2 separate regions of the Mus musculus genome follow, and region 1 is linked to region 2. A link is a loop called in an ENCODE intact Hi-C map of the cell type or tissue named here. Cell type or tissue: heart. All regions are shown on one strand. Links, peaks and the distances in the headings refer to the core of each region. The heading gives the core; the rest is flanking DNA.

What was found. A loop is a pair of places that touch in the nucleus more often than their neighbours do. Peaks named below come from ENCODE experiments on the same cell type or tissue, not always from the same donor. Only the 100,000 strongest peaks of a DNase experiment are listed, where the experiment ranks them.
Region 1: it touches region 2 in a loop (2.5-fold over the local background); 4 of 42 quality-filtered maps call a loop at or near these places.

What each region holds. Positions count from the first base shown.
Region 1 is chr3:69,264,257-69,279,498 of GRCm38, forward strand. No RefSeq gene overlaps it. Among named protein-coding and RNA genes, the nearest start is that of Gm40070, 17 kb to the left of the region's middle. In heart, for the core only: a CTCF peak has its summit at 7,833; a DNase peak (open chromatin) is centred at 7,795.
Region 2 is chr3:69,315,968-69,331,209 of GRCm38, forward strand. Ppm1l (protein phosphatase 1 (formerly 2C)-like) reads left to right here and starts at 951. Exons shown (of 4, transcript NM_178726.3): 1 at 951-1,998. The coding sequence starts at 1,600. It also overlaps the pseudogene Gm17214. In heart, for the core only: no CTCF peak of the experiment used is centred there; a DNase peak (open chromatin) is centred at 8,214.

The DNA.
Region 1 (15,242 bases), core at 4,486-12,485, 52 kb before region 2:
GTGGTGGGGAAAGCAGTTAGTTGTCTTTAAGATTCTTTCAACAATGCCGCACACCTTTAATCCCAGCACTTGGCAGGCAGATTTTTGAGTTTGAGGCCAGCCTGGTCTACAAAGTGAGTGCCAGGACAGCCAGGGCTACACAGAGAAACCCTGTCTCAAAAAAACCAAAACCAAAACCAAAACCAAAACCAAAACCAAAAACAAAAACAAACCCATTCTTTCAACGAAACCTTCTGTAACCAACTGAACACTGCTGACTGCTGGAAACAAATCAGTTTTGATTTTTTTTTTCTATGAACAAATATGTTTCCTTTAAGAGATTTCAAAGAATGTGAGCACAATATCAAGTGTTTGGTGACTGGTCAGCAACAGCTCACAGAGTGTGACTTTTCCAAATGCATTTCTAAAAGTTGTGGATCCACTATCACATTTAAAGACTTAGCACTTCAAGTTGTTCACCATAAATTTAGATAATTGTAAAGATAATGTTTTTTTTAAATACTGTTGTTTTATATTTTATAACATTGTTGTATTTTAACTAATACCTCTTGATATATTGGACTCTCTTCAAATGCCTTTTTTTCTCCCAAAACTCATATTTCCAGCTAATTCTTCCATATAATTACATTGTAATAGTAATTTTTGCTGTTTATTCTGTCTTGCTTCTCTGCAAGAAACAAAATTGATAGATTATTTCTCCACTTGCAAGATGAGCCAATTCAAGCAAGATTAGAATATATTAAACTGTGGGCTTATCCGGAAACTGCTTTCAGGCAGGTGAGTTCACTGGCTGTAGCAGAGAGAAGGTGAAGGAGAAGGAAAAAGGGAGGGGGGGGGAGAGGAGGGAGGGAGAAAGAAAGAGAGAGCACAAAAAATGTCTGGATTATATAGGGAGGAGCCCCTAGGGGAAGAGCAGCCTAGACCTCGGACTGGAAAGTTCAGGGCAGGGTACACCTGGGAGGGACTGAGAGATGTTGAGAGCCTGGAGGCCAGGCCTGCTTTTGAAAGACCTCCGGAGGGAGACCTTCACTCAAGTCTCAGGATAATAGCAGACCCCCAAGAACTCACGAGAGACCAAGCTTGATGCAAACCACATGAGGCTTTATTCAGGGAAAGCCAGAGTTCTGGGGACAACTCGTATCCCATGCAGGGGTAGAGGAGTCGACCCAGAGGGGAAAGTGGTCCCAGTTTTTATAGGTCCTCAGGGGGGAAAAGGAGAAGGAGGGAGTAGGGGATTTCCAGATCTTGATTTCTCAAGAAATGGGTATGGGAGGGAAGAGTCTAATGCAGGTGCAGTAACTCTGGATTGGCTCCAGCTGTGGTTGCTGTTTTTCTGACTCTATCTTAGCAACCAATATCACAAACACCTGGCAGTGAGGTGCAGCAGTGAGCACACACCTGGGTTCAAGGAATGGTCAGAACATTGGCAGACACACAGGTTCAAGGAGCGGCCAGAGCATTGTGCACCTCTACTTTTCTAAATCAGTGAAGCTACTTCTACTAACAGTGGAATCTATTTTGCCAATTTCAGGGCTTCTGTGACCTTTTACATTCTGTCAGGATCTTTCACTTTGATAGGTTAAAATATGCACCTCAGTCCCTTGTCCAGGGTCTGTAAACCAAACAGAAATTAATCAAAATTTTATATTGTGTTTTTTAGCCAGGTGGTGGTGCACACCTTTAATCCCAGTACTTGGGAGGCAGAGGCAGGCAGATCTCTGAATTCAAGGTCAGCCTGGTCTACAGAGTAAATTCCAGAACAACCAGGACTACACCAAGAAATCTTGTCTTAAAAAAACTAAAAACATAATCTCTCTCTCTCTCTCTCTCTCTCTCTCTCTCTCTCTCTGTGTGTGTGTGTGTGTGTGTGTGTGTGTGTGTGTGTGTGTGTACATGCATGAATGGAGATCAGAAGACTAATGTAGGAGTTGGTTCTTTCCCTCAACCATGTGGGTCTCATGGAGAAAATTCAGGTCGAGTTTGGAGGCAATCACCAAGGATCCAGCCCACTTATGTTTGAGCCATTGTTTCCCATTGGATCTGGAAGTCACTGCTTTGCTAGACTGTCTGCCCAGGAAGCTGTAGGGTTTGCCCTGTCTCTTCCAATCTCTCAGCGCTGTGGTCATTAGTACACACCATCTTGAGTGATTGGGAATTAAACTTAGATCCAAATGCTTGCAGACCAAGCCTTTTTACTGACTGAAATATTTCCCCTGCCTAAACTTTTTCCTTAGATGAACATAAAAACATAGAGAAAGGAGACATCACAGTTTATTCTACAGAAAATACAATCATCAATGGAGACTTACACACATGCACTGGTAAGCTAGAAGAAATAGGCAGATTCTAGAACACATACAAGACTGAATCATGGAGAAACAGGATTCAAACTGAACAACAGTTAGTAGCAAAATCAAAGCAGTCTCCTAGCCAGGAAGAGCAAAGGCCACAAGGTCTCACTGCTAAATTCTACCAAATATTTAAAAGAGTGATACAATTCTCTTCAAATTTTTCATAAAAATTGAAAAGGAGGGAATTCTTCTACACTCAAATCTCCAAACCAATCAATACAGAAAAAAAAATTTCCCAGTATTGTTGATGAATAAACATGCAAAAATCCTCATCAGAGTACTGACTACGATGGCACAAAACATAACCCACTGTCGTTATTGTCCACAAGATTCACCCCATCGATACAGAGGCGTTTGGCTGTGCAGAACAATACTGTGATGAGCCACATAGGCACAAGGATGGACAGAGTTGTATGGTCATATCAGATGCACACAGGAGGAGCATTGGCAAAATTCAGCAACCTGCACTTTAAAATGGAATAAATTAGGTATAATATAGTTTTGTCAAAGCATGATAAAAACCATATCTAATGAGCCCGCTGCTAACATCATATTGAGTGGAGAGAAGATGAAAGATTTCTCTTTAAGAGACGGAATATGGAGGGTATGGATTTCTATGACTTTTATTTATTATTTCCTGCAGTTAGACAGGAGAAGGAAATAAAATCTCTCCGAATTGGAAAGTCAAATTGTTGCTGTTTTTACAGGATATGACCTCTTACCTAGAGAGCCCTGAATAATCCACAGAAGAATCATTAGAACGAGTAAGTTTGACAAAGTTATGGGATGTAAAAGCAAGCAAGATGTAGCAGTGCACGCCTATCAAAGGTCAAAGCAGGAGGATGTAGTGGTTTAAAGCCACCCTAGATTCTATAGTGAGATCCATGTACTTTGGCAACAGATACAAAATTGGAAGAAAAAAAAAGCAACATACTAAATCTGTAACATTGGTTGTAGGTAGTCAAAAGTAGACTACCTACAAAAGAAAACAAGAAAGTGGTTATATTTATAAGCGCTATGAAGGGGCTTCAGAGATGGCTCAGTTGTTACGAATGTTTGCTTCTCTCTCAGAGGATTGGAGTTCAGTTTCTAGCACCTACATTAGGCAGCTCAAAACCACCTGAAACTCCAGCTCCAGGGGATTGAGTGCTGCCTTCAAGCCTCTGTGGACACACACACACACAAACACACACACACACACACATACACACACACACACACACACACAAATAAAAGTTCAAAATTTTCTCTAGTCTGATTTTAAAAGTAAAAAGTAAATTTAAATAAACATGTCTTTAAAAGATATGCACATATGGTCAGCAAGTGCATGAAAGATACCTGCAACCACTAAGCACTAATGAAATGCAAACCACAGCCACAGTGAGACATTGCCTCATCCCGTTTGGAGTGACTGGTACCGAAGACCAAAGATAGCAAGTTCTGGCGAGGATGGTGAGGAGCGAGACACACACTACTTGTGGGTGGAATTAGAGCCATCATTATGGAAAAGACTCCTCTATGAGAATCTGAATGCCACAAGTTATCCCATAGAGACATATAATTTTCATAGGTCAATTAAAAGGATAAAAAATTAAAATATCTATCAGGTTGAAGCACTGTAGCCATTCTTAGTACATAACAAAAATAATAAAGATGATAGCCAGGTATAATGGTGCACAACTTTAATCCCGGCACTGGGGGAGTAGAGACAGGTGGGTCCCTGAGTTCAGGACAATCCTGGGCTACAAAATGCAAACCAGGAAAGCCAGGGTTACACAGAGAAACCCTGTTTCAAGGGGGGAAAAAATGACAAAAAATGTTGTAACTAGTAAGATATACAATATAAACTATTGTTGGAAATTTAATTTCTAATATAGCAGCTGCCTCCAGGTAGAGCAATTATTATCTTTATTTATAATTTGTGGTTACTCTATGACTCGTGTGCAGTCGTACAGATAAGTGTGCTGCAGTGTAACATAGGAGAGATGCTCCAGCGACTTCTGAATTATGCCCTAAGAAATAACTGTTAATTATTATTAACCCATTCTTTAAAATGTATGTGCTCCTGTGCATGTGTGCATGCAAGCATATGTGTGGGTGCCTATGGAGGCCAGATTTATCAATACTCTAGCAAGTTATTTATTAAGGCAATAAATCAAAATGCTACTTTCTCGTTACTTAATTTGTAACAATGCGGTGTAATTAGTAGCTGAAAATACTACTTATAAGAAAGACTATCATACAAAGCATGCCCAGTTGCTGGAATTTAGATGTCAAATGGACTAAATAAGAATGGACTCCATTGCTTCTTGTTTTAGATATTTTGATCGTAATTTAAAAAATAACCATGTATCTTTAAACAAAAAACAAACAAACAACAACAACAACAAAAACCCCACATCTATGATCCTATCACCCGGGAAACTGAGGCAAAAGGACCTCCACAAGCTCTAGGCTAGCCTGGAGTTTCAGGTCAGATACAGAGTTAGTGGGATACAGAGTTAGACTGTGTCTCAAAATAAACCAAATTACTAAACCGTGTGCATGTGTGTAATGTAATACATAGTTCCAGTTAGGCATGATGGCACATGCCTATGATCCCAGCACTCTGTAGATAAAGCAAGAAGATCGTAAGTTGGAGGTCATCATGACCTGCATAACAAACTCTGTCTTAAACTTTTTTCTTTTCTTTCTTTTTTTTTTTTAAAATGGCTTTCTTTTCTTTTCATTTCTTTTTCTTTCTTTCTTTCTTTCTTTCTTTCTTTCTTTTTTTTTTTTTAAACTGGCTTTTTTGTTGCATCCATCTGAGCCAGCAATCAGGCAGATCTCTGTGAGTCTGGAGGCCAGCCTGGTCTACCTACCAAGTTCTAGGATGGAACACAGAATGGAACACTGACTTTAAAAAATAATTGTTTTAAGTGTATGCACTTATTTAGTGTGTGTGCGTGTTTGTGTGTACACACATGTACAAGGTGCACAACTGAAGCCCAGAGGAAACCCAGTGGGAAAACCCAGTGTTATCCCCTGTCCTCAGGTCCCAGAGTCTGGACTGAGGTCATCAGGCAGGTGAATCCTCTTATCAGCCCCCCAAAGCCTGTCTTAAAAAGAAAAATCATGGGCTGAAGAGATGGCTCATCAATTGAGAGCATTGACTGATCTTTCAGGAGACCAGGTTTGATCTTCAGCACTTATATAGCGACTCAGAACAGTCTATTACTCCAGTTTCAGGATCTGACTCACTCTTCTGGCTTCTGTGGGCACCAGGCACACATGTGGTACACAGACAGACATACATGCAGACAAAAAATTCACACACATTAAAAAATACAAATACAAAAAAAAAGCAGTCCACTGCTAGCACGAATTTAAAAAGGACCAGATAATACCAAATATTTAGTAGGATGAATTGTGATTATGATTTTTACAACCGCAGTAAATATGGTTTGAAAAATGTATAACTGCAAACTAGATAGTACACACAAATTCTAAAAATAACTTTATAAAACTATACACACACAACACATAATCTTATTCTAAAATTAACTATAAAACTGTATCCCTGTCCACCATAAGATAAACTTGATAGCTCAAGAAAACGCTGCAGCGGTTTACGTTGATGACTCAGCAGTCGAAAGAGTTTGGATAGCCTGGACCCAGAGTCAGCAAGCTTTGGGTTCATAGTGAGAGAACCTGCCTCAGTGAGCAAAGTGGAGAGCAACTAAGGAAGAATCCTGACGTGAACCCGGGGTTTCCATACACATGGGCACACACACACACCTGTGCACACACATATATTCCTGCATACATGTAAATGTACGTATCTACAGGCACACACACAGGAAGGGAAGGGAAGAGGAGGGAGAGGACAGAAAGTAGAAGAAAGAAGCAGGGAAGAGGAGGAGGAGGTGAAAGGGGGAAGAAGAAGAGGAAGAAGAAGAGGAAGAAGAAGAGGAAGAAGAAGAGGAAGGAGGGGAGGATGATGAGGAGGAAGCATTTCCATTGCATCACGGTCAGTTACTAACCATCTGTGGTGACCATCATGATCACCATTTGCAGTCCAAGTCTTTCATGAATCCTCCACTATGGTGTGGATTTGGCATGTCGTCTGTGTTCAGTAAGGTCTTTAGCTTGGCATTACTTGAAAATCGGTGGTATCTAGGAAGGGGCGCTTAGAAGAAGGAAGCTGGTCAGTTAGGCAGATGTCTGGACCCTAGGCTCTTGTCTCCTTCCATCTCTCTCTCCTTTCCCTGTCTCTTCCTGCCTTGAAGTTAACAGGCTTCCTCCACCATGATGTTCTTTGCTGACATAGTCTTGGAACAACAAACTGATGTCACAGGAACTGAAGCCATGAGCAAAAAACTTTGCTTCGTGGTGTGCGTGCGTGCGTGCGTGCGTGCGTGCGTGCGTGTGTGTGTGTGTGTGTGTGTGTGTGTGTGTCAGGAAGGGTGGAAACAGGTTGTTCTATGTAGTTATGACTGACCTGGCCTGGCACTCCCTATGTAGACCAGGCTGGCCTGGAATTCACAAAGATCCTCCTGCCTCTGCATGTGCTGGGTTTAAAGGTATGCACCACCATGCCCCACCCAACCTTTTTTAAGTTGATCTTCTCCATTTTTGTTTGTTTGTTTGTTTTTTATTTTTTGTTTTTGTTTTTTTCTGTTACAGTGTCAAAAAGATGACTATCACATCTACTGTTTTGCACCGACCAAAAGAATGTAACAAAGGTAATGGGAAGTACTTCTGTGATCGACATTTGCTGTAGAAGACTGTCTTGCTAGTAAACGTAGTCTATTGACTCATGTTGTGAAAATGTCTTCCCTGCAGGAGACAAAAATGATGTCTTCCCCTATTCCTAAGGTCAACAACAAACTGAGGCATTGAGTCTGGAGAACTAATGAGTATTTTGGGAACTCTTAACAGAGCATAGGTGAGGAACTGCCTAAAGGGTGTAGGTGTTCCCCTTACAACAGGTTGCACATGATAAGACTTTAGCACTCAGGGATGAAGGCTTCCACATAGCCACATAGATGGACCCCCCCCCACCACCGTCTTGCCTGGCTTATATACTCTAGCCCTTCCCCAAGCTCAAGTACAATTAAAGCAGAATTGTGTACAACAGATCATAGGGTGAAGCTGGATATTCAGGAGAGGATCTTATGATCCCGTGCCTCATTGGGGTGTGTGTGTGTGTGTGTGTGTGTGTGTGTGTGTAAGTGGTCAACAAGCTCAGTTGGGATAATTCTTTTGCCAGAGGATGCAGCTGAACTCCCCGAGATGGTGCTTTCTTGGCTGGGAGGACAGTGACTCACATCACCACTCCTTGCTGACTTGATGACGTTATAGGCATGTTTAGGAAACTTAACATGGCAGAGAACTGCCTGTGGCTGCTAAGAGCTAATCGTGGTCTGGAGGAGCTGCTGAGCACTGCAGCCAGAGGAATGTTGGCGGCTCTCAATCATGGCCTGCAGCCCCACCACCGCCTGGGGGAGGGACTCTGCCAACAAACAGTCAGATGCGCAAGTGGGAATAGAGCCCTGTCAGTACCTTGATTACAATTGTGTGACCCCAGCGGCACACTCAGGTAGACACAGCAAACCCCCTACACCATAGGAAGGGAAACAAGTTGTTTTCCAGTGTTGGGTTTGTGGTGATTTTATGGGCAGCAGGATAACAGATATAACTAATCTATTTAGATCGTACTTTTGAACTGCTTTTATTTTTAGATAATTGAAAATTCTAGAAATAAATATTAGGAAAAGTTGATGGAGGCTGGAGAAGTGTCTCAGTGTATAAAGGCACTTGTCACCATGCTCGATGACCTGAATTCAAATTCTAGGGCCTATGTCACACACACACATAAGCACACACGCACATACAGAGATGCACACAGAGACATACAACACACACACACACAGAGATAGAGTGAGACAGACAGACAATACAGAGATGCATACAGAGACACACAGACACACATACAACACACAGACACACAGAGACACAGACACAGAGAGAGAGAACACAAAGACACACACAGAGATACAGACACACAGAGACACACAGACACATAAAGAGAGAGAACACACACACAACACACACAGACACACACACACACACACAGATACATACACAATACACACAGACACACAGAGAGAAATATATACACAGAGAGACACACAGACACAGCACATATAGACACAGAGAGACACACACACCACACAGAGACACACACATAAAACACACAGAGAGACACACAGACACATAGACACACACAGAGACACAGACTCAGGAGCTAAGCAGGAAGGAGGCTGAACTTGAGAAGAGATGTGAAGCGGGTGAGGGCAGACGTGAACAGCCCAGGGAAAGCCCCGCACAGTGAATCCACTCTGACTGACCTTGAGCTTCGCCTCCGGAACACACCAGAAACAGTGCCTCGATAGACACAGAAGGCTGTGAGTGGAACGGCCACGTATGCAACAACATACCCAGTTTAACCCTTTTGTACATAGAAACTATGCCTACTTTGAGAAAAATATGTTTGCACAATTTATTCCAATTAAATGTGAGTCGGCAGAAATAATTCAAGGAAATAAAAAAATGATCAATGATCTTTAAGAAATAGTGGCCAGAGATAGAACCAGTGAGGACTCTGCTTAAATCTATGCAGTTAAAGTGTGGTCATCGAGTTAAATGTGGTCATTAAGTAGGATTACTAAAGTAGGATGGGCCTGGGCGTAGCATAGAGAAGGCTTGCCCAGTTTTGTGTTCAGCTCTGAGCTCACACTCATACACTACAGAAAGCAAAATAAGAGTATCGGAAAGCCAGTGGAAGTATTCATAAGTAAGTGCATGTGGGTAAGGGAACATTTATAACTTTAGGTTCAGACTTGGGGGTGGGTGCGGGGGAGAATCTTGCTGCGTGACCCAGGATAGCCTTGAGTGTCTAATCACCCTGACCCGGCCTCTGGAGCGCCAACACCACACTCCCGCTGGATTCAGATTTTTAAAAGGGAAATCTAGGAAACTACAAATTAGGAGCTAAATGTCAGGAAGATAACTGATAAACACATTAAATTTATTATATAAAACCTTTATCTTTTTAAACATACTTCTATTGATTATTTGAGAACTTCACTAAATGTACCCTTACTTTCCAGTCCTTCTAGGTCTGCCCCCATGCCCATCCTTTTGGCCTCCCCCAGGAAAAAACAAGGCCAATTTGTGTTGCCCATATAGTCACTGGCACATGACCAAACTCTCAGTGGCCTGCCCTGTAAAGAAAAGTGAGTCCTTCCGCCCCCCCCCCCTCATACCCCAGTCAGTAGCGTTCTATTGTGGCAAGCTACACGCCAGCATCCTGATCACAATTTTTAAGAGTTCTCTTCAATGGCTTCCTGTTTGGGTTGTTACTTTTTTTCTTTTGGAGGGGTAGGGGGCAGTTGTCGCAGAAACCCAGAATGTCTTTCTCCACTGTGAGTCTGCAGTCATTGTTGCTACTGCTGGAGTTTCCTTGTCCTTTCCAGTCAGCAGAAGCGGAACATGGAGTACAACAAGGTACCCGGTGACAGCACGGACTACAGACATCCATCTGGCCTCTGTTTAAGCTCGTGCCATGAACCTCAGCATGGTCTCCAGTGTCAGTATAGGCCACGGACGCCGACAAGATCCTTGGCAGCAGCCTTTGCCCTCAGAGTAGGTATGATATCTAAAGCTTTGCCTTTCGGCTGAAGGGCACCAATAAAGATCATTGCTTATAGGTAAAACATGAAAAATAGCTCTGAAGGGAAGAAGTGATAATGAGAGAACGCATCTAGCACACTTTCTGCAGGAATCCTGCACCCTGCACAGACCCAGAACTCCTGTGGGGAGCCGAGTCTCCGGGAGTCTGTCTCCTTGCTCGAGTGACCATTCTTAGCCTCGTACTAGATGAAAGCTCACATTCGAGGACCCTGGCAACTTTACTTATAATGCGAACACCAGGCCAGCAGTAGGAAAAGCAGGTCAGCAGACATCATCATTTGTTCTCATGCCAGGTAGCAGAGTGAAGAGAAGAGTCAGCTACTGACTAGCGATGGCCCAGCATTCGGAATAGTCCCCAGCTCAAGTAAGCCCCGCATCTTTGGCTGAGAGGATAAAAGAAGCAGCCACGTTGGGAGGGAGACAAAGGCTTCCGCTGCAAGCATGGTGGGGCACGTGACTAACGGGTACAAAAGAGCTATTTCTGTGATGGTGCCTCAGCCTGAGGAGACAGGCAGCACACTCATTTCCAATTAGCTGACTCAATCCGCTACCCTCGTGTGTGTGTGTGTGTGTGTGTGTGTGTGTGTGTGTGTGTGTGCCTGCAGCATAGTATGTATGTACCTATGAGTGCATGGAAGCCAGAGAAGACATCAGGTGCTCTGCTGTGTCATTTTCCACATTACTCCTTCGAGACAGGGTGTCTGCAGCCTGGATGGGCTGGAGACTGTAAGTCCCAGTAGAATCTTCCTGCTCTGCCTCCCATGGAGCTGGGGTTGCCGTCACGCGTGTGGCCATGCCTTGCTTCTTACATGAGTGCTGGTGATTCGGATTCATGTCCTCGTGTTAGTATAGTTAGCACTTCTACCCAGTGAGCCATCTCCCATCATCTCCACTGTCTGCCTTCTACAGTGATTTGTGCATGCATATATATATATATATATATATATGTGTGTGTGTGTGTGTGTGTGTGTGTGTGTGTGTGTGTGTGTGTGTAACCTTTATGGCAGAAAGTAGAAGACTTCATAGGACTTCCCTTCCATTTCATTAATGATCATGTTACACAAAGCTCGCCTGGATTGAACACCTTTTGGTAAATGTGGAAAGTGAGCCAAGATGCGCAGACTCTGGATTATCTAGGTCCAGGGGACATCTGTTGAAAGACAAGGACAGCCAGACATGGTGAAACTTGTCTTTACTCCCAGCATCTGGGAAGCAGAGGCGGGTAGAGCTCTGTGCGTTTGAGACTAGATTGGCTCATATAGTGAGATCTGGACCAGCCAGGGTTATAGAGTGAGGCCATGTCTCAAGAAGAAGGAGGAGAATTAAGTCTCCTGCCTTAATTAACAGTGACTTGTTAGTTACTTCTTGGAGGACAGTGATCAGGAGACTGCTTGATGTGAGTTACCAGCAAGAATCACATATACCAGGAGATAGATGTCCCAAGTGTGCCATCCCAGGCTGCAGGAGCCTGTAAAGCTCCTTTGGGAACATTAGCAAGGGGTTGCACCAGAGACGAGCACAGAGGCTCCCTTTAGTTTTACACTTGTACTTTTGTTCATCCTTCGAACCAAATATGGATTGGAGCTAAAATAAGTTTGAAATCAATGGTTCCAAGACCTGTTACTCATAGCAGGACTAGTTTAGAGTTAGAAGATGTAAATGTTAGGACGTTATCCACTTTAGCAAACATACACTTGTGGGCTTTGTGTCAACGGAAAGTCCTGTGATGTAGGGGCCCAGCCGGGAGCTTCCCAGGTGCCAGAGGGCTCCCACACAGCCCTGGCTTATATGCTCACCGTTGCAAATGTAAAAACCAGGGGAAAGCCTATCACCGAAGCCTCTCCCAGGGAGAAGACTTGGTGGCTGGGAAGCATTCATACATTCATTCATTAAATATGAACTCAGAGCTTTCTGAAGGCTTGCAATCATCCTGGGTTCTGGCATGATTCGTGGGTAGAAAGCCAAAGCCTCGTTCTGATGGGGAGTGTTCCCGTGGGGGATACAGATAGCAAATAATAAGTGCATAAAATAGCAGCGATGGAGGCTATGAAGACTGCTAATGCAGGGCGATGGGAGAAGAGATGGACTGTTCATTGCTCTCTTTTCTGACTGTGGATGTAAAGTGACCAGAAGCTTCATGCCCCTGTCAGAGTGACTTCCTGCAGAGATGGACCGACAACTTTCAACTGTGAGCTAAGATAAACCTTTTCTTCCCTGGGTTGCTTTTGTCAGAGTGTGTTGTCAGACCAACTGGGAAAGAAACTAAGACTCCTTACAGTCTTTATTCTCCTCTTCCTCTCCTTTTGTTTTCTTTCCTTTTGTGTTTCGAGACAGTGTTTCCTGGTGTACTCCTGGAACTCCCTCTGTAGACCAGGCTGGCCTTGAACTCACAGAGACCCTGCCTCTGCCTCCCAAATGTTGGGATTAAAGGTGTGTGCCAACCACTGCTCAGCAACAAGTTTTCTTTTCTATGTGTTTGTAATTTTTATGCTTCTATATATTAATTATAAATATTAATGAGTTTAATGATGAGCACTTGACACTAACTATATACTGTATTTTGATCAACTTACCCCAGATAACCCCTTCTCATCCCCCATTCTCACTGATCCCTTTTCTCTTACAACCAATCACCTTTCCATTGTTATGTCTAGCCACTAGAAAGTCACCCAAATAGCTGTTTCAGAGATATTGATATTTATATAATACTTATTTAATTTTAGTTTATTAATATCATCTGGCTTTCTTTACTGAAATTGTATTTGTTATATATTATTTATTTCATATTAAACTGCTCTAGCAATAACTGAAAACACAACTATAGCTATGAAGATTGTGATGTGTAACTTTTTTTCCAGCACTATTATTTTGTTGGTATGGGAGATTTCCTGTGACTCCAGAATAGATTCCAGTAATGGAGAATTTGGCTTTGGCTTAATATTTACAACTTTGTCTTTTCTAATAGCATGCTCTTTGGTTACACTTATTTTAACATACATTTTCTTCCTTCCCGATGTTTTATTCTTTATAATATCAATTTACAAATTACAGAACCCATATAGGAGAAATAGATCTAATATAGAGATATTCCTCTTACAATTATTTCAGTAGATGGTGCAGAAAATTATTTATATTTTGTATTTATTTTTATCCTTACTTGTGTTCCCATGACTCTAGCTACCATGTGTGTCTCTCATAGCTACCATGCACACACGATAACATCAATAATAGTTTTCTCCTCTGATAGCATGCATAGCACCTTCCAGCACTCTGAAAGCTATCCAGTAGGGAAGAAGTACCAGCTTGATTTCTCTGCATTTATGATCCAAGTATGTGGTGCCTTCAGCAATAGGGCCTTCCCATCAAGTTGTGGAGGGTAGTCAGGAGCACTGACGGTAGCCTACAATGTCTAGGAGGCCTGTAGGACCTCACTGACCAACAATTCCAAAGAGGAAACACATTCCTATTAGAATAGAGAAGTTCCACCAATGTTGCCCAGCTGTGACCCCTAGGAGCTACAATAATGGCTGTCCTGGTGAGGCAATCACACATTTGTGTAATAGTGGTGTGAACGTCATAGGAATAACCAACCACCCTATGATTGGATTGAAAGCTTACTCCACACCAAGGTACTTCATACCTTGCACGGAAATCAGTGCCAAGAGCTTGTGACGAGGTAGGTCAGAGGTGCTAGGGGAGAGGCCACTACTATTACTCTGTTAAATAGGCACAGTATCAGGCTAACTCCTGATGACTTATTATATCCATACTGAGGTTTAATTAAGTTATTTGTATTCTAGATATGAATCCTCTGACAGAAGTATAGCTGATAGTGATTTTATCTGATTCTATAGGCTGCCTTTTGACTTGACTGACAGTTTCTTTTGGTGTATAGAAGCTTTTAAATTGTAGAAGACCCCATGAAATTGTCAGTTATTGGTCTTATTTCCTTAGGTATTAGAGTCCTATTCAGAAAGTCCTTATCTATGCCTATATCATTTTAAAATGTTTATTTACTTTTATTTTATGAGTGTTTTATCTGAATGTATGTAAGCAGACCACATATATGCAGTACCTACAAAGATCAAAAGAGAGACATCAGATTCCCTGTAACTGGAATTACACATAGTTATGAGCCACCATGTGAGTGTTGGGAATTGAACCCAGGTCCTCAACAAGAGCGATGAGTGCTCTTAGCTCTTGAGCCATCCCTCTATTCCCTAGGCCTATATGTTTTAGGATGGGTAATGAGGCACGAATACTCTTCCTAGTCCTATCCTGGAACTCACTACATAGACCAAGCTGGCCTTGAACTCACAAAGAACTGCCTATCTCTGCATCCCAAGTACTGGGATGAAATATGCCTATGTCTTGACGTGTATTCCATACACTTTCCTCTGATAGTTTTAGAGTTTCAAGTTTTATGTTGAGATCTTTGATGCATTTGGAGCTTCTGGTGGTGAGAGATAAGGATGTATTTTACTTCTTCCATGAAGATATCCGGTGTCCCCAGCATAATTTAATGAAAATGTTATCTTTCCTTCAATGTGTACTTCGGCATCCTTGTGAAAAGTCATGCGGCTGTTGTTGCATAAGCCTCTCTTCTATTTCACTGCTCCATGTGTCTGTTTCTGTGCCACCACGGTACTGTTTTTATTATTATGAATTGTAGTAGCGCTTGAAATAATATCTGGTGAGGTCTCCAGCAGCATTCTTTTTTCTCAGGATTATTTTGGGTAGCCACAATAATCAGGGTCTTTTGTGATTCTTTATAAGTCTTTTACCCCTGTTTCTGTGAAGAATGGCACTATCTGGATCTCAACTTTTTCTTAAAGAAGGCATGGAAGAAATGCTGATATAAGAGAGGGTAATGGGGGTGAATGTGATTAAAATGAATATATATATATATACATACATATACATATATACATGCTATACATAATGAATATATACAAATTTTAAAAAGAAGAAAGAGAAGGAGGCAGAGAGAGGAAGAGAGAAAGCAAAACATACTTTCTAAAACCTATGAACATTAATGAGATTGGCTGGGGGTTACTTATAAATATATGTTCCATATTATCAAAATTATTAAATGTTTGCCCGAGCCCTCCAAAATAGTCTGAATACTTTAACAGTAATATTGAGTTGAGTTTG
Region 2 (15,242 bases), core at 4,534-12,533:
CCGTCCTTCGTGGACAGAGGTAGAGAGAAAGAGAAGTTCCTTTTAAAGATTACTTGCTTCATATTCTAGGCGACCAGTCCTTGCCCCAACTTCAAGTTATCCTGCTGAGGTCCACCTTTGCCTACTCAAACTCCTGCCCTCATCTTCGGCAAGGACTGAAGGTGGTTGTCACTTTCAAGGCTCCAGAGGATTTCTAACTTGAACCATAGGCAGAGTAGCTCGCTGAGGGACACTCCAAGCATGTTCCTTATGGATGAGTGGCCACCAGCACAGTCCCAGTCTTCAGAGGCCGGCCCTTCCTGGTCCTCCGGCGTTTGCCATTACACGTCAAGCCTCCGGTTCTGAGATCCCCGGTTCTGCCTTCAGAGAGACATAGCTCTTGCGGTCCGAGTCCAAGTCCTGCCTCTTGGGAGATCCCGGCGGGTCTCTGTGGCAGCTGCCTCGGGTGGCCAAAGTAATCACTCACTTTCGATTTTTGAGACAGGAGAAATGTGTCCCATCTCGCTAGCCCTACGAAAAGTCTGGCGTGGACCGTACCATTGTGTAGCGTGCCGGAGGGGGGGAGGGCTCAGGTACAGCTCCCGGCTCCCCAGCGAGCAGCCGTGCCGCCCAAGAAACCGACGTTCAGTGACCTCACGTCACTATCACATTGTCCCTGGGAGCCGGCCTCCAAGGCAGAATCGACAATCGGCTAGAGCTGGGCGGCTGGATTTGCCGCTCACCCCCCGCGGCTCTCCCCCGACCCGCCTGCTGCCCACGTGCGTCCGCCCCGGCGAGCTCCTTCGGGCCCCCAGCCGGGTGACAGTGTTACGCATCTGGAAGCGCCACTCCCGGGGCGGGGCGGGGCGGGGCGAGCGTGTGCGGGGAGGGGAGGGGCGAGCGCGAGCGGAGCCGGGAGCAGCCGAGCGGAGTCGAGCCGAGCCGAGCCGAGCCGAGCTGAGAGGTGCTGGGGAGAGGCAGGCAGAGCCTGCCGGCGGCTCCGCACCCATCGTGCTGCGTTTCCCAGCTCGGTGTCCCCCTGCCTTTGCCCAGGCACCGGCAAAACTTTTATTGTTTCGGGGACCCCCCCTGGATGTGTGACGAAATCGCAACGCTCCGCTGTCTCGTCCCCCAAGCTCGCCTGCAGCGGCGATCGAGGGAACGTGCAACCCTCGCCGCCGGGCTCTTGCGCCCTGCGCTTCCTCACCTGCCGATCGCTCCCGGGAACCGCGAGGGGGGACCCCTAAAGGGACCGCGCGGGCATCGGCACCCCGAAATCCTCTTCACCGTTGCGGACCGGCTCGGCGCAACTTTAACTTGATTCCTGTCGCCCACCCGGGGCACCCGCGGCGGCCGCCGCCGCCGCCGTCGCTGCGGTCTCACAAAGAGCGCGGGGAGGGAAGGCGGCGCAGGCGGCAGGCACGGGCCTTCGGGCTGCCCAGACAAAAGGGAAACTGCCATCGTTCTGGACGACTGTTCCGAGCGGCCGTGGGTTCGTTCACCCTGTCGGCCCGGGCTGCCTCTCCGCCTTGGTCCCCGCGGGCAGTGCCCGCAGTACTCGGACCCCGCGAGTTGCGGGGCACGCGTCGCTGCTGCTGGTCCGGGCTCTAGGGATAATAAATGATAGAGGATACAATGACTTTGCTGTCTCTGCTGGGTCGCATCATGCGCTACTTCTTACTGAGACCCGAGACGCTTTTCCTGCTGTGCATCAGCTTGGCTCTCTGGAGTTACTTCTTCCACACGGACGAAGTGAAGACCATCGTTAAGTCTAGCCGGGACGCGGTGAAGATGGTGAAGGGCAAGGTGGCCGAGATTATGCAGAACGATCGTCTTGGAGGACTTGATGTGCTGGAGGCCGAGTTTTCCAAGACCTGGGAATTCAAGAGCCATAATGTGGCGGTGTACTCCATCCAGGGCCGGAGAGACCACATGGAAGATCGCTTCGAAGTTCTCACCGATCTAGCCAACAAGACGCACCCGTCCATCTTCGGAATCTTTGATGGGCACGGCGGCGAGGTAGGAGTTCTCTGGGTCTATGTGTGTGTAAATAACCGGGCGTCTCGTGCTTGGCGGGGTCGGATCGGGGTGAGAGGGGCGTGGTAATGACCTGGTGATGACAAGGTGAGTCAAGTTCCCAAGACCCTGCCAAGGAGATCTTGGGTATGAGAGCGTTCACTTTAGCTGAGAGACACGAGAGACACTGGATATTCCGTGCCATTTTAATATAAAGTTCCCAAGGTCAGAAGCCAGTTAATAACTGCTAGTTTTCTGGGAAGAATGAATAGTATATGCAGTGAACTTTGTCACCAGGCCTCAGTGTCCCGGTTCTAGAGTTTGAGGCAGTTAAGGAACGTCGTGTCTTTCGTGTACCCCTAAAAGAAGAAGCCTGCACCAGTTGGATAGACTGGGTGAAGGTGAAGGAAGCTCCGACTTCTATTCGCTTCGCGCTAGGGAAGGACTCCCAGCTGCAACGCTTCGCTTCTTCCCAACTCTGCCAACTTTGCTAGAGCCATAGGACGTGGGACAGGGTGCCTCGCTGGTGGTGGGTTTTGGCTGCCTGGCCTTTGCAGAGGTGGCAGTGCGCTCAGAGCCGGCGTTAGGCACACCTGACCTCTATGCAGTGGCCAGCTTGGGGATGCTGATGTCCTCTTCTTTCTATAAGCCTTTGCTTGGGGTTGATCTGGGAGCAGGAAATAGACTAAAGCCTGCTATAGGTCTTTCTGGCATATTTCTGTGACATTGGACACTCTGGGCGTGTGGAGTCTCAGGTTTCCTGGAGGTCCTGCCCTTGGCCCTGTGCCCAGACGTAGGGCGTGTTAAAATGTGGCTCCGTAGCAAGTTCTGACATCTGCCTCAGCTGGACACTTGTAACTTACATTGCTTCAGGCTTCCCCACCTCTTTCTTGGCGGCATTCCTTTCCCGGGTTGGTTGTCCTGTCTTCCTCTTCCCCTTTCCTTGCATTCTTATCCGTCTTCCTCCTCCCGGTGGGCCCCAGGGCACCGTTGCTTGTTTTTGGTCTGAGGAAGCTTTCAGTTGGTTATCTTATAGGCGCTCTCCACTCTCCACTCACCGTTTGCAAATGTTGCCCAGGTTACAGTGCCTCCCTGTTAACTTTGTAGAGAACACCAAACATTTGGAGCATTTAGGTGATAAGACTGGAATTAGTATTTAAACAAACATTTTTTCCCACCCCCTTTGCCTGTTTATAGTATGACCTTCAGAATGAAAGTTTCTCATTCATCATACTTTTGTAGTTTTGGGGCAGTTCGGAGTTCTCCTCCCATTGGCCACAGGGTAGCTGAAAGACAGGAGGTTAGTTGAGATAGGAGACACAGCCTAGTGAGCAAAAAGATACCAACAACCAAGGGTAGCTGTTTAGTGATGGAGTCATAATGTTGTTTTATGTGCCTGGACTGACTCAGTGGGGGTGAAGCAAGCTTCGAGTCTCTCCCCTGTAAATAATTTAAGAAACTTATATTTATTATAAGTCTGCAGTAGAACAGTTGCTGATAATCTGATTCTGGGGTTTGAAAGCACTTTAGAAGTTTTGATGACTTATCAGTGTGGTAGAAAGAACACCTGGCGGTGGTGTCTAATGTGACATATTGTACTTGTGATTGGATGATTAAATTTGTCTTCAGAGACAGAAGTTTCAGTTGAAAGGTTTCTAGCAGTGTCTGAGCAAATACGCCACCCAGGAAAGGATGCGATGGATGCTTTATTTAGTTCAAAGTATTTTAGGTGCACCCCACTTTCACGATGCACATCTAAACAAGTACTAAAGGAAAAGGTGACCACTGGTAGACAAACCGTGAAATGCCTTTTACTGCGCCTAGTGTTTAAATACTTGCTGTTTGCAAAGTAGTTAACATTATCAGTTCTCACAAAAATGGAGTGACTGGCTTCACCTCTGACCAGGTGCGGTCAGGTTAGTCTCCTTGCCTTTGTTTTACCTTAGGAAAGAAAACCCAGGAGTGTTATAAATGAGCTATCGGGGTGGTGATTGTAACAGATACTGCTGGTGACTTCTCTCTTGCTTTTATTATTGTTATTATTTAAAAAACTTTATCTGCATTTATTTTATGCTGAATTTATTCCCAGGCCATGAGTTTTTGTTTCTTCAGTTTCTTCTGGGATATCTTTTTCTCCTCCTCTTCTGGCTTTGGAAGGATCTGTTCCCTCTCAGTGAGGATCATCACTGTGGCAGGGGGAGCTCATGTATGGGTTAATCCGGCCATGAGCTCTGTAGGTTTGTCAGTGCATCTTAGGTGCCTTGTTCACCTGGATGTGTTCAGTGACTAGAGAATCTACATCTAAACCCTTAAGTTCAGCATTCCTCTCTGCATTTTTAAGCATGTGCAGCAAAAATTCAGCACTCTTTTTTGGCCACCGACCCTGTGTCCAGCCCCACTGTTTGGCCTGGGCGCACCTACCGACTCCACCATTATACCTCTGGAATGGCACACATTGCTTCTTTAAAGTGTCGTCCTTCAGACACTTCGTGGCTTTGCGGATATGCATACACTTGATGGCCGGGGCAGTTTCCCAGGTGTTCTTAAAGTGAACACGAAGGTTTGGACCTCTTGATTTGCATGATTTTGTGGGGTTTTCTGGGTCAAGAGAGTATTGAACCATATTCGCAGGTCACCTCTGGCCGATTACAGGAAGAGCTTATTATTATTATGATTTTTTAATATCTTGTTATATCATTTTAAGACAATCCCAGCATCTAGTTCCTGTCCTGTGTGTTCTTGGCTTCCCACCAGAGGAGGGTGCCAGTGTGGTTTTTTTTTTTTTTTGGTTGATGGTTACAACCTCTCAGAAAAGGTGCCTTTTCTGAATATAGGTGCACACACTTGGCCATACACAACAGAGAGGTTAAATGAGTTCAATGTTATTTGTGATAATTCATACTGATAAAATAAGCCACCCAGATTTAGATTCAAAAGGAAACTTTACTTGCACTTGTATAGTTCGTCCTTACTTATTGATTTCATCCGGCTTTTTAGACGAGGTGCAGTTAGAGAAATTGTGCTCTTCCTAAGCTATCTAAGGTAGTCGGAGACTTTGGGTTTGTTGGTCTCTTCACCAGATAATAGGCTTGCATATTTACCTAATACGTAGCACTCTAGGGATACAAGGGTGACTGAACGTGACTTCTGCCCGCCAGAGAAGCTTCAGTCTAATAAAGAGCAACTGTTAGACCCAAAGCGATGGCACCGGGTGCTTGTGGTGATCTAGGAACTGAAGAACAATCATTTCAAGCAGACTGAGAGGTCGGTGAGGTGAAATGCCAAGAAGGCACCATTGACTGTAAGATGAAGAGGGAGGCTTTGCTTGCCTATTTGTGGTTAAAACTAGGGTCTGGCTGTGGAGCGAAGGCGGTCAGGAGCTCACAATCCTCCTGCTTTAATCTGCCCAGTGCTGTGCCCATGCCTCTAGGCATGTTCCACACGGTGCCCCAAAGAGTGTGTGCTTTGACTTAGGTTCTGGCTTTGAACCTCTGTGACTTCATATCTGCTGTGACCTTAGGCCATTTGCTTAAGCAGCTTTATCTGGGAGACGTTTATCTAAAAAAAGGTGGGGGTGGGGTGGGGATAATGATGAATGTGAGGTGAATGCTCTTCAGTCATACCTTGTTGGAAGGAATCAATGGAGTGAAAGCTACCGAAGACCGCTCGAGCAGCTGGAAGTCTGCCATGTTGTGGCGATGATAACCCAGGGAGGGATGGTTTACCTGTGGGAGTTTCAACTTGCGTCACTAGAAAGATGTTTATGGGGCCCCCGTAACTAACTTATTTCCCAAATTCTCTGCGCCTTCTTTCTAACATCTGGTAAACGAATGTTTATTAGCTAAGGGTTCGATGGACATTGAGAAAGTGGCACTCTGGTCTCAGGCTCGTGGTTTCTGATTACTGAGAAGGACTATTCTCTGTAGCTAATTTATACATTGGTAGGAATTCTGACTTTTACTTCAGCCTCCTATGAATTGAGTTAGCATATTCAGCAAGTGTCCCCACCCCGACCCCCAACATATCTCAGGACTTGTGTTGAACACTAGACTGGATGGCCATGACTTTATTTAGATGTATAAAGTGTAAAATCCAGTAGAGCTGGTCCTTTCCTTGATTCTCTTGGACCCTTTAAACATCCTCTCCACCACATTATGGGCAGATGCTTGGCTGCTTGTGTATGTATCTGAAGCTACGACAGTGAATTTCTTACGTAGCCTAAGATCAAGACAATCAAAGGTTATAAACGAAGCTCAGGTTGTTGCAATAGAGAGAGAAAGGTTGCTCTTTTTAAACTTCAGTCAGCTAAGGGGCTGGGCTTAGTGGCCCAAGTCTTGTTTCAAGCCCATAGGAGGCAAAGGCGGGCGGATCTCTGTGAGTTCAAAACCAATCTGGTCTACATAGTGAGTTTCAGAACAGCTAGAACTATGTAGTGAGACCCTGTCTCGAAAAAACAACAAGCTAAACCAAACAAATAAACAACCCCCTACCCACTATGTCATCTAGGAAAATGATTGGCACCTATAATTTACCCACAGGCAAAAGGCATTTTGTCATTTGTTTGTTTGTGTGTTTGTTTGTTTATTTATTTAGTTTTTTTGAGATAGGGTTTCTCTGTGTAGCCCTGGCTGTCCTGGAACTCACTCTGTAGACCAGGGTGGCCTCTAACTCAGAAATTCGCCTGCCTCTGCCTCCCAAGTGCTGGGATTAAAGGCGTGCGCCACCACGCCCAGCTGTTTGTTTGTTTGTTTATTTATTTATTTAAAGTACTGTACAGAAGAAAAATCCAATCCTTTGCAGGTTTGGCTGACATCTATCCAGGTGACTGGATTTTTTTTTTTTAATGCTCACATGCTAATAGGCATTCCTATATATTATAACATACATTTTTGAAAGTTCGTATTCCATATCAGAGAAGAACATACGTCAGGTGCTTGTTGGGGATTTCAGTCTTGAAGCCCAGATGCGAAACTGTGTGGAGGCTTGCCTGCAGGATCCAGGCACACAGGTTCCTGACCTGAGCGGTGGTACTTGTTCTGAGGCAGGCTTTCCTCTGAGAATGTTACAAAAGCCCAGACATATATATATACTCCAGAGCAAACAGGATCATGAGATTTGGCTTGTTGTCAAAAGTAAGTGGTGTATGAAGCCTCTGTTTTAGGCTAGTTTAAACAGAAGGAAATTTAGAGCCAAAGGAGCGCCATCCCCGGGTCCCTGCCGGGACCGCCCGCCTTCTCCAGCCTGTGTGCCTGTCTCTGTGCGATGTTGTCTTGCCGGTGAGGGTTGTTCTGAGGCATGGTCTTCCGAAGCCCCGACAAACGGACTGCAAAGACATTATTGAGGGTTCTCGTGCATATATAGCGTACATAGCATATATAGTGTGCATAGCATATATAGCGTGCATAGCATATATAGCGTACATAGCATATATAGTGTGCATAGCATATATAGCGTACATAGCATATATAGCGTGCATAGCATATATAGTGTGCATAGCATATATAGTGTACATAGCATATATAGTGTGCATAGCAACATAGAATGCTTTTCATGAAGACCAAGGGAGAGGTAGTTCCCTAATGCGTTTCCGTTTTCATCTTAAGTCTGTCGGATCATACAACTGAGTCATCCGGTGGGTTTTTGTTTGTTTGTTTTGCTGCTATAAAGTGTTGTGTAAATGTGTAGAATGTCACAGGATACATTCATTTGGCCTGTTAACCCCACTCCCAGGATAGCTCATCTTTTCTACATTCAGTTTCCCTTTGTCCCACTTCCCTCTCCCTTTGTATGCATCATTTACCTTGTGGTATAAATATGTATTTATGGACATTTCATTGGGTCTCTCTGAAATAAGGTCCAGTTCTAACTAGATAAACTACAAGTACAGTCAATGGTCTGCTTTTCAGGCATTACAACTGAGTAAATGATTAACTCTCACATCATGGTGTACAAGAGACCTAGAGGTTTACTGAGGAGAAATGCTTTATGGCTTTAGAGAAAATATTATTCTTATTTTGTTTAAAATGGTACATTAATACTTTCCCAAAAAGAAAGGTCTTTTTTTCCCCCCTTTCTCCCTTCTTCGAAGTCTTTCTTGTTTTTCCTTTCTCTTGTTCTTGGCAACCTCTTGGCAAGTGAGTGTAGGAGGCTGGCTGTGACCTTGTGCATCTTTTAACAAACTGGTAAGAGGGCCAGGAGATGGTGCCAACTGCGCTTATCTGTGTGGTGTGCCTCCTGTGGAAACAGGGTTAAGCTGTGTGCTGTCCAAAGATGAGTCAGTGCATTCTTTGCCCCAGGAAGCGTGTGTGTGTGTGTGTGTGTGTGTGTGTGTGTGTGTGTGTGTGTGTGATGTGCATGTATACTTTCAAGTGTGTGTATGTACTTGCATATGTGTGTATGCATCTGAAGGCTAGAAATTGGTACCGCGTGGACTATTCTCCACTGAATTACTGAGGTAGGGTCTCTCACTGACCCTGGTCCTTGCCACTTTGGCCAATATAGCTAGCCATCTTGCCCGTAGGGCTGCCTGTCCTTGCTTCCAAGGTACTCAGATTACAGATGGGACACCACACCTCCTAGGTGGTGGGGATCCATATTCCGGTCGCCAGGCCTATGTGGCAAGCACTTCTTCATCCAGTGAGCTATAGCCCTAGCTCTTCAGGAAGCTTCTGTCTAACTCTGGGGAAGTGAAATGTTTTAGAATCTTAGAACTGCTGGGCATCCATCATTCTTAAGTATGTGGCGGCCTGTCTGAGCCAGCTTGTTGAGTCTGGGTACTTGTAAGAAGAAACTGACATCCCATGCTATCCTAGCATTTTAGGAAAGGGAAGATAACATTTCTTCCCCTTCAATGGATTAGAGAGAGCAAAATGCAGACTTAGCTGGACGAGTAGGTGTCCTATTGCTTAGAGTAGACTTTTGTCAATAGCTGTCATTCTGGAAACCCTTCATTGTGTTTTCTATATTTGAATACTGTCCATTCTGATCTACATGGTGGTCTTAGATGATTTATTTTATGTTAAGTGCATTTATTTGGAAAGTAAACTTATCATCAGCACTGGGAACAGATAATCCGTCAAATAAAATTCTCAGCCTTCAACTTTCTACGGAGCTGTCAGCATCCTGGTGGGGTGGGATGAATCTGTGATGGCTCCCCGAAGTTTCTGGCTCTGTTAGAGTCCCTTTGTCTTCCCGCCTACCCACCTTATTTATTTACTTATTTACTTATTTATTTCTTTAGATAGGATCTTGCTATATAGGTTGGCCCCTTGCTCCAAATCTTCCTGCCTCTTTTTCTTTTTTTGATTTTTCAAGACAGGGTTTTTCTTCGTAGCCCTGTCTGTCCTGGAACTTGAATTCAGAAATCCACATGCTTCTACCTCGAAATCGCTGAGATTAAGGGCAATCTTCGCTCCACCCTCTTTTGCTTTTTAAGATCAGAAAAGTAGCTTAGACTGTTTAACTGCGGTGCATAATTTGAAGCATAGCAAGTTGCTCAACACGGGTGGATCCTGCAGGGATGCTGCTTTCGGAAGAACCTGGTGGGGGATGTTAGTCCCTGAAAAAACAAACAAACAAACAAACAAACAAACAAAATCAACTTTAGAGGAAGAAAGCTCTATTTCCGCTCATGTCTCACAGGTCTCAGCCTGGCATCACTGCCTTCAGTCTGTAGCAGACAGGACACATCACATGGCACAGGATGTGTCATGGTGGAAGGGCAAGGCAGAAGACACCTGCGTTCCTCAGGGCAGCCGATAAGTGGAGAATACGGAGATAAGATATACCCTTAACTCATCTAGGTCCTCAGAGCAACCCGATCAGCTGTGAACTCACCGATGGTTAATTAGTGCCTTCATGGTCCAGTCACCTCCTCACCACATCACCACGTGAGGACTAAGCCACCAGCACATGAGCCTTCAGGGGACATTTCATTTGGGTGAAACACACACACACACACACACTTTTTCTCCCATGTGTTGGGGATTGAACCCAGGACTTTGTGTTTGGTAACTGTGTACTTCACTACTAAGCCCTATCTTTAGTCCTCTGTCCAATTTCTAGTGCAAGTATGTGGATATTATCGGAAGTCCTTCCAAGGTTTTGTGGTTGCATTTTTGTTTAGTTCTTTGAGGGTGGATCTGTTCCCCATGCTTACTCTAACAATGAATGACCTTGACCTTGGAAACTCAAGTTATCCTCCTGTCTCAGCTTCTTCAATAACAGAGGCTATAGGCACCAATCACTACACATAGCTAGACCTAGCTAGTTTATCTTTTCTTTCCTTCTTAAAAAGATTTATTTATTTTTATGTGTATGCGTGTTTTGACTGCATGAGTGTGTGTGTACCATATACATGCCTGGTACTTAGAGGCCAGAAGAGGGAACCAGATGCCCTGGAACTGAAGTTCATGAGCTGTTGTGTAGGTGCTGGAAATTGAACTCTGACCCTCTGTAGGAGCAGTAAGTGCTCTTAACTACTGAGCTGTCTCTCCAACCCTGCTAGTTTAGTTTTTAAAAGTAAGTAGCACATTTTGATATTTGAACAATTACGAGTCACAGTTGCTTATGACATACAGTGACAAGATGTACCCAGTGTCTTAGGACCCAAGGTGGATGAGTCTAGGCGTGGGGGTTAGGGTGTACAGAAGCAAGGAGAACAGGAGACTGCCGAAGTGTTGGCATTGCCTTGGACCCTGGCTGAGGATCGGGGCTGTCTCTATGGGTATTTGAAGGCATGGTGTGTTGTTGAGCAAGACAAACCATCCTTGCTTTAGCAGTCCTGTGTCATCCCTGTTGGAGAAGATTTGCCTTGAGTGGCAGGTGAAGAGGGAGAGTCAGATGCTGAGCCTGGACCAATGCAGAGTGGTGTGGGCTATCACTGAAAGAGGAGCCCGGAGCGCCTCCTTGGTGGGCAGGAGAGCATCACTCAGACAGTGGTGAGTCTGGCTAGGAATTTGCTCCATCCCTCCTTTGATGGCGGAGTTTCTGGCATTCATAAAACGTGTGCTGATTGTGTGCTCGCTGAACTTTCAGAACATCATTGCTGTTATGTTCCTATGTGGATGCATTTTGAAACAATGAAAATAATGCATTACTTACCAGATCTGGTTTAGTCAAGCGGGAAGGCCTTTGTTTCCTGTAGACAGGGTCTTGTTGTGAGGCCTAGGCTGACCTGGAAGCCATCTTGTCCTCCTGCCTCAGCTCTCGGTGCTGTGGAGATCACAGGCAGTGCGCTAGTCCCATCTTTGATTATCATTTTGTTTCTGCAGATGACTTAGCTTTTATTACAGAGCACAGCCTCTTCAGGATTCAGGAACTCTACAATGTCTTACTTTTATTTTTGTTTTGTGCGACAGTGTAGTGTTGGCTGGCCTGGAATGCTGTAGGTAGCCCAGGCTGGCCTCATACTCAAAGGAGAGCTGCCTGCCTCTGCTTCCCAAGTGCTGGCATTAGAGAAGTGCACCACCGTACCTAGCTGTCCTTAGTTCTTAAAAAGTGATTTAACTTTTATTGGCTGTGATCATTCGATCTCATATTTAAGTGATCCTGGGGATAGGGACTCAGTTCTGAACAAAAAAAAATCATGTTTTTAACTTGAAGTTAATATCTGATTTGTTTTATTCTTAATTTCCATTGTGATCTTTAGTTATTTTAAGGACATACTTTTGTGTTTTAATTTTAATATTGCTTTACTAGGTGCTCTAACATAATATTGTAGTGTTCTTAATATTAAATATTAATATAAATAAATATTAAGTAGCATGAAATATTCAAATAAAGCTGCAAGAAATATATTTAAAAACAACTGAATTTTGAAATCATGAGAGTATAATAATATAACACCATGATAGTGTAGAGAAAAAGCCACTTCGGGTCTCAGCCTGGCACATTCACTCTTGCCATGTTAGTGTGTGGCTTGTTGGTCTTAGTGGGCTTTTCAAATATGGTTTTGCATAATCCTGTCAGTGTACATACATACAGTTTTACATTATACAGACGTTACAACACTTTATGCTATTTGTAAACACACTAAACATGCTGCCATTTTGCACTATAATTCTCTATATTTTTATTTCTTATTTGCTATATGACTAGGGGGGAGGTAAACACCTGTGGAAGTCAGAAGACAACTTGCAGTAAATGGTTCTGCTTTTCTACCATGTGGTCCTGGGAATTGAACTCAGGTCATGAGGTTTGGCAGCAGGCACCTTTACCCATGTAGTCAGCCCCTATGTTTTTATGTCTAACAAACAGTTTTTAGTGATAGGATAATATTTTACTTAATTTATAACTGTTAAATTACACGGCTATTTCCTGATACATTTAGTTTATTCTAACTTTTCAACATTGTAATTAATGTAATAAATATTTTAGTGTTTCTACTATGCTTTGGAATTTGTTTTTGTTTGTTGTTTTTTGTTTTTTAAGATGTTTTGTGTTCTGTTTTCTTTGGAAGAGCAGTCAGTGCTCTTAACCACTGAGCCATCTCTCCAGGCTGTTCTTTTTTTTTTATTTTTTATTTTTTTATTTTTATTTTATTTTTTTTAAATTTTTTATTAGGTATTTAGCTCATTTACATTTCCAATGCTATACCAAAAGTCCCCCATACCCACCCACCCCCACTCCCCTACCCACCCACTCCCCCTTTTTGGCCCTGGCGTTCCCCTGTACTGGGGCATACAAATTTTGCGTGTTCTCCAGGCTGTTCTATGTTATCTTTATTGGTGTTTATTTTCTGACTGAAGTAATGGCTTGGTTGTTAAAAGTGCTTGCTGCTCTTGCAGAGGACCCAGGTTCAGTTCCCAGCACCTCCGTGGCATCTCACAGCAATCTGGAACTCCAGTTCGAGGAGTCCTGACTGGTTTTTGATCTCTGAAGGCTCCTGCATGCATGTGGTGTACATACATACACATAAAATTAAATAAAGAGGAAGGGATAATTTCATGGATGTCATGTGCTCTGACTATATTACTCCCTCATACACTCCTTTTTCCGTCTTCCCATGAGCTTTGAATTCCTTTCTTATTCTAGTCTCTTTTTGGCTTTTATATGATATATGCATTTCTCACACATATATGTGTGTATTTATGTGTGTGTGTATGTATATATTTGTTTAATATATCTACACATGATATGCTATATATATCTACATGTGATATTTGATATCTGTAGCTATGTATGATATATATGTGTGTGTATATATCTGGTTTTAGGTAGTCACAGAAAATCTAGGGTACAAATGAGAAATGACATGCAGTATTCATCTTTCTGAGTTTATTTCATTTAAGATGAAGGTCTCTAGATGCATTCTAATTTTCCAGACAAAGACGTAATTTCGTCCTTATGGCAGTAAAAACTCTGTTATGCCTATACACTGTGTTTTCTTTATCTGTTCATCTCTTGATGGCTACCTAAGCTGATTCCGAAGCTTGACTGTTACAAATAGTGCTGCGCGTGCGCAGTAGGACGTGCAGGTGTGGCTGAGATGGTGAGAGCCCCTCAGCTGTAAACCAGAAGCATAAACCTGCTGAGGATGACGGAGCCCGTGGTCGTTCTGGGTTGTTCTGATTTTATTTTTCACGAAGCCTTCACAATGGCTGTACATATTTTATATCCCCATGAGCTGTATGTAAGGAGTCCCGCACTTTGCATTATTGGGAATATTTGTCTTTTCTTTTCTCTTCATGATAGCCATTCTTTTAGATAGACTGTGAGTAGAGTTATAGGTTTTTTTTTTTGTTTTTTTTTTTTTTTCGGTTTTAGGTTTTAGGTTTTGAAGTTATTCATGTATTCTGGATGTTAAGTTACCACCGACTGTGTAGCTAGCAGAGTTTTCTCCCAATCTGTGAGCCATCTCTCTATGTAGATGCTTTTTATCCTCACATGATGTCTATCCCATTTCTCAGTTCTTGGTATGCTTTTCAGAACTACTGAAGTCCTTTGCAGGAAATTTCTGCTTGTATCTTGTAGTGTCTTCTTATAGCGATTTCAGTATTCCAGGACTTGTAGTAAGGGCTTTAATCAATTTCAGTTGATTTTGTACAGAGGCAGGCAGAGGGTCTAGTTTGTTTTTTCTGCATGTGGCTATCCTGTTTCCTCAGCACCATTTAATGAGGTGTGAGGAACAGCCGAGTAAGCCAGGGGAGGGAGGCAGGAAGCAGGGCGACTCGGTGCCTTGGTCAATGTTTTATCACAGCAACAGAAAGCAAACCAGGATAGTGGTGCTCAAAGTACTTCTGCGTGTTACCTAATTTTAGTTTTCACAAGAGTGTATCAGATAGTAAATTTCTGCCATTTTATAAAAGTACACATTAAGGCAATAAGAAATGAAGTAATTTACTCAGTTCCTCATAGCTTTAAGTAATAAAACTAGAATTGGAAGCTGAGAGTGGGACTTTTGTGTCTCTTAGGGCTGGAGAGATGCTCAGTGGGTAGGGGGAACTGGCCTCTTAGATATAGATATATATATAGCCCCAAAGCTGTGTTACTAGTTTCTGGTTGAAGTTCCATAGGGTGGTAAAACACAGACAGTTGTTAGTGTGTAGACATCACCTTTGTTTTTTTACTTTGCTCAGAAGGACTCCAGGTTTCTCCCGTGATTGTGATGTTCCTGTGATATGTGATTTTGCAAACCTTGGTAGATGAATCTTTGGTAGGTAATTGTGTAGGAGAGTCCCCTTGTTATGGAAGTAATGGTGTCTGAAGTCAGCAAGTGAGCCTCACATTCAGGCAGGTTTCGAGACACCCCATTTATTGCTGACACAGTCTCTTGTCTCATTATAGAGAATCCTCCACCTCCCCCTTGCTGGGCAGTTACGGGGCCATCGGTGTAGACAGTCCTGACAGTAAGAAAGATTGAGGTTTTATTTCCTTTGGGATACTACAGGCTTTAGGATAAATATATGGGATTTATGAATGATTGCACAGTTTCTCCGGGTACCAGTGTACTGATAGTTTATTATTTTGGAAGACCAAAACAGTTGGTATTTTCTTGTTCACTTTAACCAGCAAAATATCATTTTCTCATTTGTTGTAATACCAGTGGCATGCTTGTTTGATAAAATGCTTGTTTTGTGTTTTCATTCCAAAAAGTTGGAATACATTATTCTCTTAGTCAACATTAAGCCATATTCTGGTTTATTTATTATAAACCTTCAAACCCAGTCTCAGTCTTTGAGTAGGGAGAGACTTGACATGACAGAGTTGTGTGTAGACCTCTGCGTGTACACTTTCCGTCTCATGCA